Regions from separate parts of the Homo sapiens genome. Here region 2 is linked to region 1. Evidence: read pairs that join two places in POLR2A ChIA-PET (ENCODE). Cell type or tissue: MCF 10A. All regions are shown on one strand. Links, peaks and the distances in the headings refer to the core of each region. The heading gives the core; the rest is flanking DNA.

The links. Peaks named below come from ENCODE experiments on the same cell type or tissue, not always from the same donor. Only the 100,000 strongest peaks of a DNase experiment are listed, where the experiment ranks them.
Region 2: POLR2A ChIA-PET joins it to region 1 with 5 read pairs; 4 of 35 experiments call an interaction of 5 or more read pairs at or near these places.

What each region holds. Positions count from the first base shown.
Region 1 is chr13:73,463,893-73,471,755 of GRCh38, forward strand. No RefSeq gene overlaps it. Among named protein-coding and RNA genes, the nearest start is that of LINC00392, 96 kb to the right of the region's middle. In MCF 10A, for the core only: no CTCF peak of the experiment used is centred there; DNase peaks (open chromatin) are centred at 1,909 and 3,409.
Region 2 is chr13:73,655,997-73,663,859 of GRCh38, forward strand. It overlaps LINC00393 (long intergenic non-protein coding RNA 393), which reads right to left and starts at 5,907. Exons shown (of 4, transcript NR_184171.1): 1 at 5,822-5,907. In MCF 10A, for the core only: no CTCF peak of the experiment used is centred there; no DNase peak of the experiment used is centred there.

The sequences.
Region 1 (7,863 bases), core at 922-5,921:
GGATGCTCAAGTCACATATATAAAATGGAGTGCAGTATTTGCATATAAGCTATGCACATCCTCCCATATACTTTAAATCATCTCTAGATTACGTATGATACTTGATTACTTATGATTATTTATAATACAATGTAGATGCTAAGTAAATAGTTGTTATACTGTATGTTTTCATTTGCATTGTTTTTATTATTGTTATTTTCTTTTTTTTTTTTCTGAATATTCTTAATCCACAGCAAACTGAATCCATAGATGTGGAACCCATGGATACAGAGGGCCAACTGCACTTTGTTTATTCAAATATTAAATGGGAAATCTATTAAAAATCAATCTTTCCTAAATTAAACTGTTTTTAATTTTTTTTTTTTTTTTTTTTTTGAGACGGAGTTTCGCTCTTGTTGCCCAGGCTGAAGTGCAGTGGCGCGCAACTTTGTCTCACTGCAACCTCCGCCTCCCCGGTTCAAGCGATTCTCCTGCCTCAGCCTTCCTGAGTAGCTGGGATTACAGGCACGTGCCACCACTCCTGGCTATTTTCATATTTTTAGTAGAGACGGGGTTTCTCCATGTTGGTCAGGCTGGTCTTGAACCCCCAACCTCAGAAGATCCACCTGCCTTGGACTCCCAAAGTGCTGGGATTACAGGTGTGAGCCACCACGCCTGGCCCCTAATTTTTTTTAAGTGCCTCCCAATGCAAAAACACATTGCCACCCATAAACTTATTTCGGAAAAAAAAAGAATAAACCTAAATAGAATCAAGCCTCAGAAAATTAGAGACCAGGAAAAAAAAAGCTGGAATTACCTTAGAGGGATTACATCACCAAAATCCAGTCTACAGGAAACTTCACAGGCCAAATCACTCAATTTCTTCAAATTGCAAAAAGCAAAAAAGGGGGAGGGGGGAAGCTGTAATTTGAGAGCCCTCAAAGACATTTATTTTTAAGTATTTTAAATAAATACTGTACTATTGTATATAAGGATGTACATTTAGGGCATAAACCATGAAGAAAAGGGAGGAAGTGATGACTGTCAACGTCTGGACTGTTTTTGCTTTTAGGGAGGAGGTAAGGGCTGTCATTGGCACAGCACACAGAGGCAGTACTACCAAAGCGTTTGGCAAAGGTCTATTGTTCCTAATTTTAAATGGGCTTAGCTAGAAAGGAACATATATTAAACATAAAAAGCACTACAGGGAGTTTATAATTTCATTGTCATTGTATCTACTGGTAGTTTCTGAACTGTCACACAACCCCAGGTTCTCTGGAGTCCTTTATGCCTACTCTAGAAGGGCATAAATCCCTTATCACACTTCAACAGCTGTCTGTACACATTTGGCCAAAAGTATCAGAGAACACCAACTCCTCAAAAAGTAGGAGTGTGGGAGAGAGAGGAAGGTTTAAGTCTAAACCTAATTTCCCGGTTCAGACAGTTGCCCGCACTAAAGGCCTCCTATTTTCTTTCAACAGAGATAGCATTTGGTTTTCCATATTTATATCCTATATACTTGTGTGTACAATGCAAGCTTTGTTATGCTGTATCTGGCCAGTGTTTTCTTCCCTTTACAACAGGCAGTAACTGTAGCTGTGCATAATGTACCTGACAGTGAAGGTGGCTGGCTATTGAAGTCTCTTGTTGGGCAACGTTTGTGCTGGCACAGCCATGGTATTTTTCTTTCTTCCTGTCCCTCCAAACTTTCTTGGTTTAATGACAGTCTTATGTTTCATTTGTTTTCTCTGATCCAACGTGTTTATGTGAGGGCAGTTCTAGGGTACATAAAAGTCAGTTTCAGGGTGGTAATTATTGACCATGGTTTTACACAGCACCTCATGTGGTAAGAAGATAAATGCATAATCACCCAGTAATAAGAAAAACTCTGACTGAAGGACCAAAGGACGTTGTCATTTTACTCCACCCTCTGTGAGTCAGCGAAATGGATTGAATTATAAACCAGAAACCAGCACTTCAATCTGATGAAACTCATCCTATAGAGGAAAGTGTCACTACATGTTGGCAGTTTGTAAAATGTGATGATCTGCCCTAATCCATTGGAACTGACATGTCCTTAATAATAGCAACATTCTTTGTAAATTAAATAGCTATTATTTTTTCAAACCTGTCAGGATATGCTTATGCAGTTGACGCACACGTGATCATAGTCATGTTCACTGTGTCTAAAAGTGAGAAAAATAGAATCCATTTTGGAATGTGTAAAATTAAGCCAGTAATCTTGGTCTCTCAAGGCATGAACCAAAACTGAGCTAAAAACCCTGGATTGATTTTCCACATATAAATAAACTGAGTCTGGATGGTGGCATATGTCCCAAGGTCATTGTGCAATGGTAATCGATGATTAATTAATCATGTAGTAAACATTCATTGAGCACCTATTCTGTCCTAGGCACAGTGCTAGGCAAGGATGCAGCAAAGAAATGACAAGAATCGTTCTTATCTGTTTCCATTTCTCCACTGCTTGTTTAACCCTTTCTAGTCAGCAACCTGGTACTCTTTTCTCTCCTGTGAGGAGAGAGACCGTCTGTGCTCCCTGTGCCTTCAAGGCTGCCCTTGCAAAGGACACTTCTTCCACAGAGAAACGAGTGACATATGGTTTATGTTGGTGGCTTAGCTAAAAGGGAACATATTTTCAGCATAGTGCTGCCACCCTTTTTAAAAAATTTCTTGTAACCTCGACGAACCTCAGGAGAAATTCTCTAGAATTGTGTTACAGTACATGAACAATTCTTTTGCAAAGTTATTTCATGACTTGAAGATTATAACAGGTAAGGATTGCAACATGAAGTCATGCAAGACAGGCTTAAAATAATTTGAAATTTTCTGACGTGTCTTACAAATAAACCACTGTGAGAGTCATCTTAAAGTCAGGCTTTATCTTGGACACATCAGCTTATAACCTGGGTAATGATGTGTCTGAAGCAGACAGGATATGGCAAACTGGGAAGCCAAAGGTTTAATCAGGGGGCTTACTATCAGCAGATCTCACTTAATGGACTGTTATCAAGGTGTTGCTGAAGATTGCAAATATTAAGCCTGAAACACCCGATGGTTGCTGTTTTGTTTATAATATTTGAATGAGAACAGCAAGTGAAGAGTATAAGTCAGAGCTACTGTACCTGTAGGCTGTGCCTCACACAAGGGCACCCAGTGGAGAAGGTAGCAGGCTGGGGCTAAAATCCCGTGTGCACCATGCTCACTGGGCCATACACCCTGAGGTGAGGCTACACTGGCCCAGAGGGGTGCCTTTTGTGTGTTTGTATAAAGGTGCTATATGGGTAGCTGTGGCACTAGCACTATTGTCTTCCCAAGACAGATTTTTGGAAACTGCTGACGTGGCTAAGATAGGGGAAGGGCTGTCTTACTGCTAGTGGAAGAACTAACTCTAGCTAGGATATATGTTCTTTCCCAGAACAAGCTGGGCACTCTCCAATGATTCCAAGTTACCAGGCATTTCTGGGGGCGGAAGAGCATTGTTGCTCCACCCACCTCCTTTTCCTGGAGAATTGTCAAGATCTAGGATTTCCCCAGAGCTGGAATAATTACTGAGTAGAGTCCAGCCCTGCTGAGAAATTGCAGAGTAAATTTCCCCTGAAGGCCATGTCTCCTGCATCCTGCCACCTGCATCTTGGTTGTAGTTTAAAAGTCTTGTCCAAGAGGATTGCTAAAATATAAATGCCCAGACTGACAGCTGCTCTCTGCACAGTGTGAAACATTAGCTTATAAGAAATCCTAGGTTTCCTGTGTTTACCATCACACACCACTTCCATGGAATTAAGTTGGGTCTCATTAATGTGTGGAATGCTCCATATCTTAATGAAATCCTCTTTTGCATGTGTGCGTGATATGACAGTGTAACAGCTCAGAAATTACCACAATGCTCCACTCTACATTTCCTAGCCCAAACACACACACACACACACACACACACACACACACACACACACCCCAACCACTATTAGGAACAGTAACATTAAGTGGAGGAAGCTATCAAGATATAAATAAGGAGGGCCAGGCATGGTGGCTCACACCTGTAATCCCAGCACTTTGGGAGGCCAAGGTGGGTGGATCATGAGGTCAAGAGATCGAGACCATCCCGGCCAACATGGTGGAACCCTGTCTCTACTAAAAATACACAAATTTGTGTGTGGTGGTGCACACCTGTAGTCCCAGCTACTCAGGAGGCTTAGGCAGGACAATCCCTTGAACCTGGGAGGTGGAGTTCCCAGTGGTTGCAGTGAGCTGAACTCACGTCACTGCACTCCAGCCTGGCAGCAGAGCAAGACTCCATCTCCGAAAAAAAAAAAAAAAAAAAAAAAAAGATATAGATAAAGAAACATACAGTGAAGACTTTTTTTTTTTTTGGAGAGAAAAAGCCCAAGCAAATGGGTTTTAAAATTCTACTTCTATCACAGCACTCCATTTAAAAGCTGAAGGCATCAAGAGTTGACATTGCTCATGGCACATCAAGGGAAAATTCAGAAAAGGAAGTATCTGTTCGCTCATTACCCAAATGTAAATTATATGTGCTCTTGAAGTATGCCCTTTATTTAATTTTAATGCATTTTAAATTTTAATATGAATTACTCTACATGAATCACCCTTTTTGTTTTCAATGCCATTAGCACACAAAAATTGAGGAAGGGATTCTATTTTCTGGTAATTCAAACTATTTTATGAGGTGTAGCACATGATATTGTGTCTTCCATAGAGAAGGAACTCAGTGTTTGTTGAAAGCAATTTCAATGTGATATGTTAGCTATGATCTAATGTGAGTGGGTAATGACTTCCCATATTCTTTTTTTTTTTTTTTTTGCAGCTAAGAAGGATTCTTCTATTCCCATTCATATTTTAAAAAGTGTTTGGTTCTTAATAAAACCAAGGCATAGTTTTTTAAAGAGTATCTTGGCATCACTCTCAGACGTATGCAATCAAAGAGATTCAAAGGCAATACTGTGAAAATGACCATATTGCCAAAAGCAATCTACAGATTCAATGCAATTCCCATCAAAATATCATCACAATTCTTCACAGAACTAGAAAAAACAATCCTAAAATTCATATGGAATCAAAAAAGAGCCCTCATAGCCAAAGCAAAACTAAGCAAAAAGAACAAATCTGGAGACATCACATTAGCCGACCTCAAACTATATGACAAGGCTGTAGTTACCAAACAGTATGGTACTGGTATAAAAAATAGGCACATAGACCAATGGAATAGAACAGAGAACCCCTAAATAAAGCCAAATACTTACAGTCAACTGACCTTCGGCAAAGCAAACAAAAACATAAAGCGGAGAAAAGACATTTATTCAACAAATGCTGCTGAGATAATTGGCAAGCCACATGTCAAAGAATGAAACTGGTTCCTCAACTCTCACCTTATACAAAAATCAACTCAAGATGGATCAAAGACTTAAATTTAAGGCCTGAAACCATAACAATTCTAGAAGATAACATCAGAAAAATTCTTCTAGATATTGGCTTAGGCAAAAAGTCTATGACCAAGAACCCAAAAGCAAATACAACAAAACAGATACATAGATGGTACCTAGTTAAACTTAAAAGCTTTTGCACAGCAAAAGGAATAATCAGCAGAGTTCACAGATAACCCACAGAGTGGGAGAAAAATATTTGCAAACTCTGCACCTGACAAGAGATTAATATCCAGAATCTACAAGGAGCTCAAACAAATTAGCAAGAAAAAACCAAATACTCCCATCAAAAGTGGGCTAAGGACATGAATAGACAATTCTCAAAAGAAGATATACAAATGGCCAGCAAACATGTGAAAAAAATGCTAAAAATCACTAGGTATCAGGGAAATACAAATTAAAACCACAATGAGCTACCACCTCCAAGAATGACCATAATTTAAAAATTAAAAAATAATAGATGTTGGCATGGTTGTGGTGAAAAGGGGACACTTTTACACTGCTGGTGGGAATGTAAACTAGTACAACCGCTATGGAAAACAGTATAAAGATTCCTTAAAGAACTGAAAGTAGAACCACCATTTGATCCAGCAATCCCACTACTGGGTATCTACCCAGAGGAAAATAAGTCATTGTATGAAAAAGACACCTGCACACACATGTTTATAGCAGCACAATTAGCAATTGCAAAAATATGGAACCAGCCTAAATGCCTATCAACCAACAAGTGGATAAAGAGAACGTGGTATATATAGACCATGGAATGCACTCAGACATAAAAAAAGAATGAAATAATGGCATTCACAGCAACGTGGATGGAGTTGGAGACCATTATTCTAAGTGAAGTAACTCAGGAATGGAAAACCAGACATTTATAAGTGAGAGCTAAGCTATGAGGATGCAAAGGTATAAGAATGATATAATGAACTGTGGAGACTCAGTGGGAAGAGTGGGAGGGGGCAAGGGATAAAACACTACATATTGAGTACAGTGTACACTGCTTGGGTAATAAGTGCACCAAAATCTCAGAAATCACCACTAAAACACTTATCCATGTAACCAAAAACCACCTGTTCCCCAAAACTATTGAATTAAAAATAAAAAATTTAAAAAAACTAAATTATTTTCCTTTTTTTTTTTTTTTTTTTTTTAAAGACAGAGTCTTGCTCTGTCCCCCAGGCTAGAGTGCAATGGTGCCATCTCAGCTCACTGTAACCTCTGCCTCCCAGGTTCAAGTGATTCTCCTGCCTCAGCCTCCTGAGTAGCTGGGATTACAGCCACACGCCACCACACCTGGCTAATTTTTTGTATTTTTAGTAGAGACAGGGTTTCACCATGTTGATCAGGCTGGTCTCGAACTCCTGACCTCATGATTTGCCCACTTCGGCCTCCCAAAGTGCTGAGATTACAGGCATGAGCCAATGTACTGGATCTAAATCATTTTTGTATCCTGTAAAGGCACTCTATCAGGTCGGACTTTTTTTCATTTGAATAAATTCAGTGATTCGAAAAACCTGTCTTTTGAAAAACCTGATGTGTGAACGCGTTAAGTTAGTGGCCTAGAGATAGTAGGAGACAAACATTATATTTTTAAAAAACTAGCCAGGCACTGGCGGCTCATGCTTATAATCCCAGGACATCGGGAGGCTGAGGTGGTAGGATGCCTTGAGGCCAGAAGTTTGAGACCGCCCTGAAAACATAGCAAGATTCCATCTCTACAAAAAAATTAAAAAATTAGCTAGGCATTGGTGGCATGTGCCTGTAGTCCCAGCTATTTGGGAGACTGAGATGGGAAGATTGCTTGAGCTCAGGAATTTGAGGTTGCAGTGAGCTATGAATGTGCTGCTGCACTTAAGCCTAGGTGATGGAGTGAGACTCTATCTCAATAAATAAATAAATAAATACATATTTTAAAAAACCAGACAGACACAAATATTTGGGTCATGATTTGATGTACTTTTGACTTTGAGAAGGAGAAACAACAAACATACACCTAACTCTGATGCAAGTTGGAATGTAATAAACATCAGACAAGAAGTTCCAAAATTGAAACAGAAAGTCAGAAAGCAAGGCTGGGGCTAGAAGGAAGATATTACGGAGAAGACTGAAGAAGATGGCATGAACAAAGGCAGAGTGGTGGGATGGCTTATAGTCATTGAAATAGGTCCAGCATGCTTGATGGCTTATAGATATTGGGATAGGTACAGTGTGGCCGATGGCTTATAGTCATTGGGATAGGTACAGTGTGGCCGATGGCTTATAGTCATTGGGATAGGTACAGTGTGGTCTCCTTTGATTAGAGGAGAAGACACATGAAGGGAGAAGTTTGATGATCAAGCTTCAGGATCGGCTGGAACTAGGGTGTAAAAGGCCTTGAATACCAGTATGGGCAGTGGCATCATATAAAATGTTAAATTACCAGTTA
Region 2 (7,863 bases), core at 1-5,000, 190 kb after region 1:
TTTGTAGTTGCATTTGGTATTAGAATAATTGCTTATTTTTTCCACCTTGTTTCAAAAGGTTTAACGTTTATAATAATAGCTGTAGTTTCTCGAGTGGAACATATTCTGGTTCACGTACTAAGCTAAAATGCTTTGCATGCATTAACTTATTTAATATTCACAACTCAATGGGGAAGGTCATATCATCTTTCAGTAGAGAAGAGTGAAGTTTCAATGACTCACTCAACAGTACAACATGTAATGAAAAAATTAGTTTTTGGACCCAAGAAAATCTGAATTCATGTCTCATGCTCTTTTCTTTTGTACCACCTGACACTCTTGAAATTTGGAGGAGTGTCCTGAATAGTTCCTTTTCCTTCCCTTTCTTTTCTGGCAAGGCCATCACATCTACGGCTACACATGTTTAAATTATTATACTATACTACTAGTGTACTAGTACTATAGTAATATAAACATACTAGTAGCATGTTTTAAATTACTATACTATACTATATTACAAGGTATAGAGCCTTAAAGCCAGGCAGGTACCAGTTTTTACAATGACTGCCTGTGATTCTCTCCTTTTAAACACTCCTTTCTTCACTCAGAGTTGGTTTTAGTTCTCCTCTGTTAGCAAAAAAAAGAAATATCTGCTCTTCAGCACTGTATTCATAATACCTAACCTTTAAAGCAAAAACTCTGAAATATATACCTAGTAAAATGATTTACACGTAGGGGATGGAATATAATGAGGCCATTAGGTGAATGAGCTTTGGTGTCAGTATGCCTGTGTTCAAATCCCAGCTGTGCTATGTACTTGCTTTGAGATACAGACTAATTTTCTTCACCTTTCTAAGCCTCAGTTTCCCCATCTACAAATTAGGGACCATAATAGCACTTGTCTTACAGGGCTGTATGGATAAGTGGCAGCTGTTGGTACAGGTAGTAATAATAGTAATACTAGCAATACTACTTGTAAAACAAATGAAGTAGGGAGTTCATCTGGAAACTCCTTTCCTTCACTAAGATTCAGTCATTTCTGACTATGCTTGGTGAACTGATGATGTTATCTTAAGGAATTTATAGAGAGAAAAAGCTCACAATAAAGGAATGAGTCAGGTGGATGAGTGTATTCGTCCATTAATGTTGCTTTAAAGAAATATCCGAGGCTGGGTAATTTATAAAGAAAAGAGGTTTCTTTTGGCTCACATTTCTGCAGGCTGTATGAGAAGCATGGTGCCAGCATCTGCTTGTGTTGAGGGCCTCAGGAAGCTTACAGTCATGATGGAAGGCAAAGGGGGAGCCGATGTGTCACATGGTGAGAGGGAACAAGGGAGAGAGGGAGGAGGTGGCAGCCTCTTTTAAACAACTAGACCATGTATGAACTGGTAGAGTGAGAGCTCACTCATTATTATGAGGAGGGCACCACACCATTCATAAGGGATCCACCCCCATGACCCAAACACCTCCCAATAGGTCCCATCTCCAACTTTGGGGATCACATTTTGACAAACTATAAACCTCCAAACTATATCAACAGGCCTTAATCATTGGATGGGGCAACCTGAAGATGAATTTCTTATAAACTTAGATTTATCTTGAGTCAGTATTCCTCACAACTTTCAATCTATAGCCAATGAACTTGTGATTGGTGGGAGTGGTGGGCTATATGAAAAATCTAAAAAGAGAGTGTGTTTTCAAAATACTATGAGACACTGAGGCATGAGCAGTACTAGTAGCCAAGAGTAATGGGAAAAGGGAAGAATGGTTTTCTCCCAGCAGTGCTATAACACACTATGTAACTTTAGTGCCTCAAAGACTCCACTGCATCAGTGGTAAAGGAGCTAGTGTTAGCAAAAAAATCAAATACTCATGAGGAGAGCAGCATCTGGCAGATCTAGGGCACCCACTGAGCAGAGAGGAGGCTGGTGCAAAAAGAAAATATCTTTAAGTAGGAGGCAACTGAGAACAATGAGGTACTCTTTGGAGACTCTTAGAGATGGACTCTGAGGACTTTGCAGGAAGCTGGAGATCCTCAAATAGTGGGAGTATGAGTGGTGAAATGTTATTGGATAATAGCCAGGGAAACCTAGTCTAGCAAACTCCATGTGAAAGAACCTAAGCTAGCCCAGATGGTGGCGATTGTGAAAAAAAAAAAAAAAAAAAAAAAAAAAAAAAAAGCCACAAATTCCTTCTCATCCATTTGTAATACGACTTGCAGCTCCTCCCATCTGAGATGGAGTTTATTTTTTTCACTGCTTAAGCCTAGACTTGGCCATGTTACCCGCTTTGGCCAGTGGCACATTAGCAAACGTAATGAAGGGACTTGAAAAGTGCTTACAATGGAAATAGCCCTCTTCTGTTAATCTTGGAAACCCTGCAACAACCACCATGTGAAACAGCCTAGACTAGCTCAGTTGCTAGCCCCTGCCAATAACCAACAGGGAACCAAATTGTGAGTGAGGATGCTGGCTGCCAGCTGGCTACAAAAGCATTACTGAGCCCAGCCGCCACTAACTGCAACAGAGATGAGCTGTCGTAGCTGAACCCAGCCCAGCACAAATTGCAGACCCACCGAATTGTGAGCTAAATAAGGGTTGTTGTTTTAAATCCCTAACTTTGGGGTAATATTGACATCTATCTACCCATCCATTTCTTCTTTACCTTTTTCTCCAAAAGAATATGAGGTGGTTTACAGCAAAGGACTGAACACTCAGTAAAGTTAATATCATAGAAATAGTAAAAGATAGAGAAAGCATATATGTCAGTCCCAAGGTCTATGTGATTTTGGTTGATTGGTATTATATTCAACTCTGAACTTCCTGGAACCTAAAAAAAAAAAAGTGAACCATTTATATATGAGTTACATAAAGATAAGTCAACCATAAAGTTCTAGTTACTATGCTGTGTTAGCTTAGTAGGCTGCTATAACCATGTACTATAGGCTGGTGTTTAAATAATTTATTTCTCACAGTTCTGGGGGCTGGAGGTCTGAGAAGGGGTGCCAGCATGGTCAGTTTCTGGTGAGGGCCCTCTTCCTGGTTGTAGAGCACCAAGTTCTCACATTCTCACATGGTGGAAAGCGAGATTAGCTTCCAAAGGCTCCCCACCTCTTACTACCATCATATGGGGTGGTCTCACTCTGTCACCCAGGCTGAAGTGCAGTGGTGCCATCATGGCTCACTGCAGCCTGGACAACCCGGACTCAAGTGATCCTCACACCTCAGCCTCCCAAGTAGTAGGGACTATAGATGTGCACACCACACCCAGCTAATTTTTGAAATATTTTGTAGAGATGAGGTCTCACTAAGTTGCCCAGGCTGTTCTTAAACTCCTAGCCTCAAGTAATTCTCTCACCTCAGCCTCCCAAAGTGCTTGGATTAAAGGGGTGAGCCACCATGCCCAGCCAACATATGATTTCTAAGAGACACAAATATTCAGTCCATAACATAGTGGTAAGCACTTTATACACATTGCTCATTATTAACAGCTCTGTGAGCTAGACATTATTATTCCTATTTTGTGGATAAGGAAACTGAAGACAAGATATTTCTCTACTCAGCTAATACTTGGGGAACTAAAATTTGATTTGAGGACTGTTTAAATTTCTGATTCTAAAATCCATGCCCTTTCCAACTCACGACAACGATTCTCTAAAATTTTATATAGGGGACAATAAGAATACCCTGAATATCTGAAATGTCTCTTCTCTTCATACAATTCACTACTGCACTGTATGAAGTTCAGGATTTCAACATTTCCTACATAAACTGTTGGGCTCACCCTATAACCAGTTTGTCTCAGTCCAGTGTCATCCCTTCCTACCTATCTTCTAAACTTCTTCAGAAATGACCTTTGTATAATTAAAATACATATAATTGTGCCTAGCTCCTGAATAAAATTTTTCAATGACTCCCTATTATCTCGAAGATCACATACCTCTATCCATGTTTGGAATCTCATTTCCCGCTACTCACCACTCGGCTTTCTCTATTCTCCAGCCACACTGATCTACTTAACCATCCTTGAGTAGTCAACATTAGTGTGCCTTCATGCTCTGCATTCCAAATTCCTTTTATCATTCCTCATTGTCTGCGCCCTCTCAAGTCTTCCCACTTAATACTGCTTCTTCAAGACAGTTCAAACATGCCTGAACTTCCCAGGCTGATTTAGGCCACCCATGGCACCCTTAATGTGCTTCTATTAAAACTCTTACTATATATCACAGCATACTTTCTTGCATAAGAGTGTGTTTTATTCATCAGTTTGTCCCTAGCACTTAACTCAGTGCCTGGCATAGAGTACTCAATAGATATTTGTTAAGAGAAAAAGTAACTGTCTTCAACAACAGTATTCCCACAAATGTGCAGTCTCCATACAGCTGATTCGAAGAACCTCAATCCCTCTGAAAAGTCTGGGCCTAATTACATTAAATATAGAAGTGATCCTATGATCTCAAATGTATAGCCTTTCAAGATCAAATACAAAAAGAATAGACTTTAGAACACCTGGGTGGATAGAAGGAAGGATTGATTTATTCCTCAAAAGCTTTCAAAAGAAGGAAAAGAGGGTAGGAGGGAGAAAGGGAGGGAAGATGGATTCCTTTCAGCTTTGAGCACTTCCTCTGAACTGGTAAAGCCACCTTCGCCCCTTCAAGATCATCATGCTCCTCCACCCTACCCCGCAACGCTGCAAAGCTGCCTCTTCTGCTAGGGCCACTCTCCCAGGCAATTCTAATGCCACACTTTCCATTTAGAGTCACAACCCCTAGTGAGGTGCCACAGAGAATTGTGGAAGACATACAATTAAAGGGGAGAACAAAGAATTCAGGGAGAGATAGGGAATTGTGGGAAAGAATGGAGCCTTGTTGGAGAAAGCAGAGAATTCTGGGAAGAGCAAAGAGAACTGTGGGAGACCATAGAGGTTCACTGGATTATGGAGGATTGTGAGAGGGCACAGAAATTGTGGGAGGACATGGAGGACTGCAAGAGCAGGGAGGGTTGTGGAAGGGCAGAGAAGGCTGTGGGAGAGCACTGAGGATGGTGGGAGAAAACTGGATTATGGAAGAGAACGAGATTGTGGGAGAGCACAGGATTGTGGGAGGAAACAGAATTGTGGGTGAGAACAGAACACTGTGAGATAGTGAATTGTAGGAAAGAAAGTACGATGAGATAGAGAATTCACCCTGTGCTCTTCCACCCGCTTTTCTATTGGGTCCGCCCCTGTCAGGTCTGGCGGCGCCCTCACGGTCTGGCAGAGCCCTGCCCCTCTCTCCGAGGCCACACCATGTTTGCTCCTTCGTGACCACGTCCCCTCCTGCCCCACAACGCCTCTCCTGCTGGAGCCACATTTGCAGTTATTGATGGGCCTGCTGCTGTACTCCATCACAGTCACTAAGAATTGTGGGAGAGTCATGCAATTATGAGAGGGAACAGGGGCTTCTGGAAGACTGTGGAAGAAGCAGGGACTTTTTGGAGAGACAAAGGAATGTGGTAGACACATAAGTCAGTGGCCTTCTGTGTTTCGTGTGGTTCCTCCTGCGGAAGCCATATCTGGTCCATTATGACTACGCCCCTGTGCTCCGTCTGGGTCACCATCCCTCAAAGCCACCCACCCCTCTACAATCTGGCTTGGGCCATGACTTCACTAAGCCCCTGCGCTTCTTCATGGCAACGCCCTGAAACCAGGCCCTTTGGCTCCACAGAGCCACGCTTTTCCTGGCAGGGCCACAACTACCCACACCACCATGACCCTCTTTTCCAGGCCAAACCTCTGCGCTCTGCCTTGGCCCTACCACCACCACCAGGACAAAGCTGCTTTTGTTCTCCTTGTCACTCCTTACCTCCCATTGCATTCTCGTGGCCAGACTGGAGCCTCTGAGCTCAGCTGTGTGCAGGGTCCTGCTCCTAGGGCCGTACTCTCTGTGCTGTCGTAACAACGCCTTCTCTGACAGGCCACACCTCTGTGCTCCGCCTCCACCACTCCCCTACCCGCTGGGAGGGGGCAAATGTGCTTTGGCTTTAGCACATCCCCCTCAGGCACCCTCCATTTCTCTCCCTCCAAGGTCTCCTCCCTGACTGGCCCCTATGCTCTTCCATGTCACGCCTGTCCCCACAGCTACGCCCTATTCACTCTGATTGCTTCTCTAAATCGGCCACGCCCCCTCCCTAATTTCTGCCTCGCTTCTCTTCACCTGGGCCGTCCACTTCCCTTTGCCCAGACCTCGCCCAGGCACTTCACCTGCCGCTTGCAATGGGCCATGACCACGCCCATCCTGTCCCAGCCAAGCTGGGGGCTGTATTTCTCTGCACCTCTGCTACATGTGGGCCACGCCCCATTTTCGGAAACCCAGGATGTGGGATTTGGGAGATTGGGGTTAAACCCGCCCTGCCCCTAGAGTTTGGCTCCAGTGGCATTTGTAAAAAATGAGGCTTATGGAGCCATGATCCTCATCGAAAAAAAACTTTCTTTAGGGTTTCTCCCAGCTCCAAACGCCCCTACTTGAAGGATGACCCAGTGATGCAGTGAGGAAAGTGAGGAAACAGCTGGTGGATGAGTCGTTGAAACATATTCCTTCCAGCCAATTTTCATGTCTGATTTTCTTCCAGCCAGGTTTCCTGTCCTCGAACCCAACCTTTGGGCTGTGTTTCTTCTCAGCCGACCTTAAATCTATGCACCTGAATGGAGAAAGAACACTCCTCCACTTCCTAATGTCTCCTCCCAGTGACCTTTCCTAGGCACCCAGTTCCCTCTTGCTATCTAGGGACTGGCAAGACACCACCACACTTAGAGCAATTCTCTGGTTGGCAGCCCTCTGCTCTGAAAGTACTCTGCTATTCTTATTCCTTCCATTGACAACTCTTGAGTTCACAAGAAAAAGGAGAAGAGGTTATAACTAGCTCTCTTCCTTGTTCAGAAATCTCTGAACAGACCTTCCTGGGGAGAGGACACTTTCCATTAGCCAGTCAGTTATTCATTCAAAACCATATTTATCAAGTACTGTGCATGTTCTGGGGACTAATAAGAGAAGCTTCAAGAAGCTTATAGCCTAAAGTTGCTGACTTGCATTTTTGGTTTTGTTTTGTTTTCTTTTGGTTTTCTTTTCTTTTTTTTTTTTTTTTTTTGACAGAGTCTCGCTCTGTCACCCAGGCTGGAGTGCATGGCGCGATCTCAGCTCACTGCACCTCCATCTCCCGGTTCAAGCGATTCTCGTGCCTCAGCCTCCCGAGTAGCTGGGATTACAGGTGCGAGCCACCACGCCCCGCTAATTTTTGTATTTTTAGTAGAGAGGGGGGTTTCACCATGTTGGTCAGGATGGTCTCAATCTCCTGACCTCAAGTGATCTGCCCGCCTTGGCCTCCCAAACTGCTAGGATTATAGGCATGAGCCACCGCTCCTGGCTGCCCACTTGCATTTTCATAGAACAAGAAATGCCTAGAAAGTTAAGAAAGGTGTGGTAAGGGGTTTATAGGTGGGAAAGGACTTGGTAATCACAGGTTTTCTTGATCCAATTAGTAGGGCTTTTTGGATAACAAACATAGGAAGTCACTTTTGTAGTACTTACTATAGTCCTTTACACAAAAACTTCTCAATCTTCATTGAATGTAAAAAAGAAAAAGAGGCAGAAGCAGCTTTCAGCTTTGATGAAGAAACGATTAGTTGTGAAGTCTGTCACAAGCGTATTGGCAACAAAAGTTCCAAAAATTGAAAACAAATTACTTTAAAAATAAATCAAAGTGGATTCAAGATTATTACCACTATTATAATGATGCTTTCAATCATTTGATTTGTTAATCAGAGACAGGAAGGGGTATAATTTCAGGCTATGGGTGGGAATTGAACTGTATACTGTCATGGGAGAATATCAGGAAGGCGAATGAATCT